2 separate regions of the Mus musculus genome follow, and region 1 is linked to region 2. The links are chromatin loops, found by intact Hi-C in ENCODE. Cell type or tissue: gastrocnemius. All regions are shown on one strand. Each heading gives the region's core, and the rest is flanking DNA. Links, peaks and the distances in the headings are about the cores only. Region 1 overlaps Myc (myelocytomatosis oncogene). Region 2 overlaps Pvt1 (Pvt1 oncogene).

Evidence for each region. A loop is a pair of places that touch in the nucleus more often than their neighbours do. Peaks named below come from ENCODE experiments on the same cell type or tissue, not always from the same donor. Only the 100,000 strongest peaks of a DNase experiment are listed, where the experiment ranks them.
Region 1: a loop joins it to region 2, with 2.1 times the contacts of the local background. A loop is called at or near these places in 10 of 42 quality-filtered maps.

What each region holds. Positions count from the first base shown.
Region 1 is chr15:61,988,276-61,991,127 of GRCm38, reverse strand. Myc (myelocytomatosis oncogene) reads right to left here. Exons shown (of 3, transcript NM_001177352.1): 2 at 2,850-2,852; 3 at 767-1,782. The coding sequence ends at 1,220. Among named protein-coding and RNA genes, the nearest start is that of Myc, 4.4 kb to the right of the region's middle. In gastrocnemius, for the core only: no CTCF peak of the experiment used is centred there; a DNase peak (open chromatin) is centred at 1,608; H3K4me3 peaks cover 1,421 bases; H3K27ac peaks cover 389 bases.
Region 2 is chr15:62,159,675-62,162,584 of GRCm38, reverse strand. All of the region lies in intron 1 of Pvt1 (Pvt1 oncogene), which reads right to left. Among named protein-coding and RNA genes, the nearest start is that of Pvt1, 120 kb to the right of the region's middle. In gastrocnemius, for the core only: no CTCF peak of the experiment used is centred there; DNase peaks (open chromatin) are centred at 348 and 1,294; H3K4me3 peaks cover 170 bases; H3K27ac peaks cover 374 bases.

The sequences.
Region 1 (2,852 bases), core at 353-2,852, 170 kb after region 2:
GATGGGTTATTTCATGTCTGTTTCTACCTGTACTAGGTATAAAGAGATCATAGTACCTCTTTCGTGGCACTCTGTCAAAGCTCCTAATGGAGCCTGTAGCGCTCATTCTCAGACCCCTAACCAGCGGAAGGACACCCAACTAAGCAAGGCAGCAAGGCTTGTTTTCAAGACAGGGGCCCTGGGTTATTTTTGTTGTGTTCGTACCCATTAAGCTCTGCAACCCTCTGAACCTTTGTATGTCCTTGTTTGGAAAACCAGGATCAACTTAGCAGTGGTAATGCTCTTCCTCTGTTTTTTTCAGAAGCATAGGAGATACTGATGTGAAGGGACTATCACCTGGGAGCAAGAGGCAAGGAACAAACGGTGGTTCTCTCTCCCTCCCCTCACCAGTTCTTTGGCAGGGCAGAGTCCTTGGGTTGAGGTGAACCAGGGAATGGCTTCGGTTAACTGTAGGAGATTCTGCCATCTCTTCCTCCTGTATATTTAGCTGTTATCTTTAACCTCTTGCTTTTCCCTTCCCTGCATCTAGCCTTCTCACTTGCCTTTTGCCCATTCCTAACTAACAGCTCTGGTTTTTATTACTATCCACAGAAAGCATCCTGTAGACAACTTAGAAATCCTGAGGACCCCCAGCCCCATTTTAACAATGATAACCCCTTCCCATATTTGTAAACCTACCCTGTGAAAATGGTCAAATTCTTTTAATCTGTAATTGAGGAAAGGAAGTTTGAGGAAGAGGAAAAAGAAAACACAAGTTGGCCCAATTGTATTTTTTCCAATTATTTTATTTTTTTCTAAAAACAATAGAAAAAAATCAACTTTAAAAATGAAAATGTCTTTAAATAAAAAAAATTATGGTACATGTCTTAAAATCTTTTGTAACTGTTATAAACGTTTTATTAAAGTTATTTACATTTCAAGGCCCTATTTACATGGGAAAATTGGATAGATTTTAAGATTTTTTTAAAAAAACAATTAAATACAAATCTGTTAAAAGGAAAAAGAAAAAAGATGGGAAGCATAAAAAAAAGTTCTTTTATACTATTTAAGTTTGAGGCAGTTAAAATTATGGCTGAAGCTTACAGTCCCAAAGCCCCAGCCAAGGTTGTGAGGTTAGGCTTTGAGCATGCATTTTAATTCCAGCGCATCAGTTCTGTCAGAAGGAACCGTTCTCCTTACTCTCACGAGAGATTCCAGCTCCTCCTCGAGTTAGGTCAGTTTATGCACCAGAGTTTCGAAGCTGTTCGAGTTTGTGTTTCAACTGTTCTCGTCGTTTCCTCAATAAGTCCTTTTCAGAGGTGAGCTTGTGCTCGTCTGCTTGAATGGACAGGATGTAGGCGGTGGCTTTTTTGAGGATCACTACCTTGGGGGCCTTTTCGTTGTTTTCCAATTCAGGGATCTGGTCACGCAGGGCAAAAAAGCTGCGCTTCAGCTCGTTCCTCCTCTGACGTTCCAAGACGTTGTGTGTCCGCCTCTTGTCGTTTTCCTCCGTGTCTGAGGACCTGGGGCTGGAGCACTTGCGGTTGTTGCTGATCTGCTTCAGGACCCTGCCACTGTCCAACTTGGCCCTCTTGGCAGCTGGATAGTCCTTCCTTGTGGAGGGGGGTGCGGCGTAGTTGTGCTGGTGAGTGGAGACGTGGCACCTCTTGAGGACCAGTGGGCTGTGCGGAGGTTTGCTGTGGCCTCGGGATGGAGATGAGCCCGACTCCGACCTCTTGGCAGGGGTTTGCCTCTTCTCCACAGACACCACATCAATTTCTTCCTCATCTTCTTGCTCTTCTTCTGTAAGGGAGGAAGTGGAAGATCACAGTTAGCCACGCCTCCTGAATCCCGGACGCTATACATAGGATTTGACCGATGCTATCCAAATACCAAGTTGGAAAGGGAAGAAAGTAAGAATCAGATCCAGACACCATCTTCCCTTCTCCCAGAAAGGCAGAACAGGGTTAGGGCACAGGTGAGAAAATTACCATGTACCAGGATATGGTATCCTTGCCAATTCTTACCTAAGATTTAATGAGGCTTCAGACACACCCAAAGCAAAGCACATTTCCCAAGCACCTCCTATTTTTAAGGGACTTTACCGAGAACCTTTCAGGTCCCGTGAGGGATAGCTGCAAATCTCTTGCTATGACTTTAGCAACTCCCTATTTTACTGGAAGCACAATTAAAAAAAAAAAAAAAAAAAAAAAGTCTTGCAGCTTTGCCAAACGTCCTGGTGTTGGGGGAGTGTTGGGACGGGGGGAGAAGTCCAAATTGAACAGAATTTGCTTTGAAGTGTTCAAAAGAGGACGAAAAAACAAAGCAAAACAAAACACCCAAAAGAGCCCAGCTCTTCAATTCTTTAGGAACTTTCACTAGTGCCTGGCTCTAAGGCTATAAAGGCTGTCCCAGCTTCTGTCATTGCTTCTCTTGGGTCTTAGACAAACGTATCCATTAAATTCAAATATTCTTCTGGCAGTCAAGAAAAGAAGCAGGTAATTCACCCCCCTCCAGATCAGTTCCTTTATCCTCATTCACACCCTTCCCAGGGTAATTAAAATGCTTAGGAGGGGTAAAGGGAGTGGATGGAGCTGAAAGATAAGCCAGAAGATTTAAAAACCCAAATGAAATTCCTGAGGGGTGGGAAGGGTGGGGGGTGGGGGTGACAACCAGGGCGGTCTGGGGGGGGGGGGGGGAGGGGAGGGAGGGATAGCTGAAGCACGGGAATCCAGGGATGAAGAGCTCTTAGACAGAAGGGAAAGAAAGGGGGAGCCCCGGAGGCCAATTGAATTAATGCCAATGAGTGGTGGAGAAGGAGGTCCATCCAACCTCTCGCTTCCTACCCTGCTGTGAATGGGGTAGCTTACCAG
Region 2 (2,910 bases), core at 155-2,654:
TCCAGTGACTTTCTCTGAAATGGGAAAGCAGGCCAGTGAAGGTAACTTACCCACAGAGGGCAAAGGGAGCACCTAACCAACGCTGGGGGGGTGACAAGAATGGAATTTGCCCCCTGCGTGCTTCAGTGTGCAGCTTCCAGGTCCTGTTGGGGCCTCTGCAGCGCTGAGGTGCTGTTGACAACCCACAGGAGACACCCTGCCTCTCCCTGTTCCGTGGAGGAAGACAAGCACGCCGAGGCTGGCTTTCTCAAGAGCGGACCAGGTGAGGAAAGGCTTGCTATTCCATCTTCAACACTCTCACCTGCTGGGAATTTCCTTTGGCAAGACTATCAAAGGACTGCTTCTCCTTTTACTCTTTGTCTCTCAGGAGTCCCCGGCAAATGCCCCTGAGCCTGTAACAGCCTGTCTTCTCAGCACCCTGGCAATGGGTCAAGAATGCTTCCTGCATGTGACCCATTGTCATGCCTGTATCTCTCATGGTCCTGTCAGGACTAGGCTTAACCCCCACTTTCCAAATGAGGAAATCAAAGCCATGAGAGTCAGGCTCCTTGTCCAAGGTCACCCAGCAGCCTGCCATGGGTTCTAGAAGCTGGGCTCTAGCATTCAACCCTGAAAGGTCATGGCTATCTCCTTTTCTAGAGTCTTCCTTCCAGTCATAAAGTATTATTGGAATCCCGATTTAATCCCAGGGGTAATGGCTAACATCAATTGCTCATGTAACAGAATCTAGCGTCTCCTCGAGACAAATTTCCAGAAGATCTGTGTGAGAGAGTTTCTAGACTGGGTTAAGTTGAGTAACTTAAATAGTTTAAGGTTAAGAAGGAAGACTCACTCTAAGGATGAACAGAACCATGCCATTGGTCAGGATCCTGAACTAAATGAAACTGATAAAGCAAATAGAAGGCCAGTATAGGCATCGCTCTCTGAATTACAAATACAATGTGATTAGCTACTTCATGCTCCTGCCTCCGTGCATTCCCCACTACGGAGAACCAAACTGTAAGCCAAAAATAAACCCTCCCTTGGCTTTTGTTGGGTATATTGTCACAGTAATAATAATAGTAATAAAAATAAAATTAACTTACATATCAGGCCAGGCAGGGGCTAGGGATACTCCATGGGAAGATGGGAAGAGATATGTCCCATGCTCTCTATGATCACCAATGCAAACTCTTACCCAGCAATCCCCAAGTGATGGATTTGGAAAAGCCTCTCCTAGCAGCGTGGGCCTGGGTTGTTGCCTACTGGCAGAGGTATGCAGGATAAGCTTAGCCTATGAGGTCAAGGAGAGCCGCTGTGAATGCCAGCTGCTCGCTCACCTGCTGCTGGCCCTGCTCGCACTGGCATGCTCTGAGAAGCAAGGAAATACTGAGAAACGGCCCGCAGAATGCTCCACATTCTGCAAAGAAGAGCTCAGCCCCGGTACCGGAAGAGCAGCTTACAGCAGGGACTGGCCAGTTTTTTTCCTTTAAGGGACAGAAACCTTTCTGACTCTGTAGGGCACAAGCTCTCTGCCATGACTGGACTCTGCCCCTAAAGCGACAAATCAGCACAGAAAAAATAGAGGAGAATGGGTATGGTTGGAGTCTAATAAAACTTTATTTATAAATCAGGAGGCCTGTTTGTATGCTGACCACTGTGCTGTGGTGGCTAAGAGGTGACAAGAGGGGTCATATCAAAAACCACCTAAGAACCTGCTTTTGGCCCTTTTAGAATATTAGTACCTCAAGGTACACATCACATTTCATTTTTATTTTTGGCTGGAGAGGCAGACTTTTCCAGTCTACTTTTCAATAAGGTGGTTTCAGGCTTTGGGGCATTTGAGAACTACCAGTTCATCTCCCATCTTCATAGATGAAGCTGGCATTGAAAGCAATTATAGAGGATTGAAATCCCCTGTTTCCATCTTCAGAGGAGATGACTGCCACTATGTCATCCCTAACCCAGGATGGACCTCCATCTAAGCTTGGGATTACAGCATAAGCTCCTCCCAGGGTGCCCATGAACGTTTCTGAGCCTCGTGGCAGCTGCTTCATTCAACAGAAGCGCACTTTGTGGTTCTGTGGAATGTACGCAGTGAAGCACACATCCACCTCTGGGTTGATCTAACACCTTTGTGCCCCATATTGGGACTGAGGTCAGGATCTGGGGAGCTCCGTGGTCTGGATTCTAATGTTTCTAGGCCTAATTCCAAGATCTGAACTTCTCCAGCCCCCTTTACAAGACCATTGGCAGCTAAACTTTTGTTTCCAGTCCACAGCCTGGATTGTGGATGGATTTCCTTCTGTGAAAAGGCCCAGGTCTGGCTTTTTATTCAGTAGAGAGCCCTTCACTGTCTCTGCATTCGTCTGTACATCTGTCAGCAGCAGCAGAACAGTCCTTCTGTAAGAACATCTAGCCTGCAACCAGTCCAGCATGCATGCCCTACCAAGTCTCCAAGAACAAGCACAGCATACCTTAGATTCCCATGCCTCTCATCCTCCAAGGAAGCTCTTCTTGAGCATGCTGGGGACTTCATTTCTGCATCAGGGACCAAGAGGTACACTTGAATTCTCAATGGCCACCTCAATCAGGCAGTGTCCCAGCCCCTAGGATAAAGGTAATGATGTCTGAAGATACTCTGGGAAAATTCTCTTGTATCAGGGGTTTCCAATTCACCAATGTCTGTCCCAGGCTAGATGGCCCCCTTCCTCACCAACCAACCCCCTGCATTTGTGTGTTTCTTCAGGGATGGCAATCAAACCAGGGCTATGTGCTCTACCACTAAGCTATGCCTTCGAGTTCACCTCCACCACTGCCAGTTTCTTCCTTTTCAGTGATGTTTCCATAATGCAGAGACCTCAGGTGTGTAAAAAGCCATACTCATCCTCTACTTAAAAATCCATTGCACTCTCTACGCTCAGCCAGAAT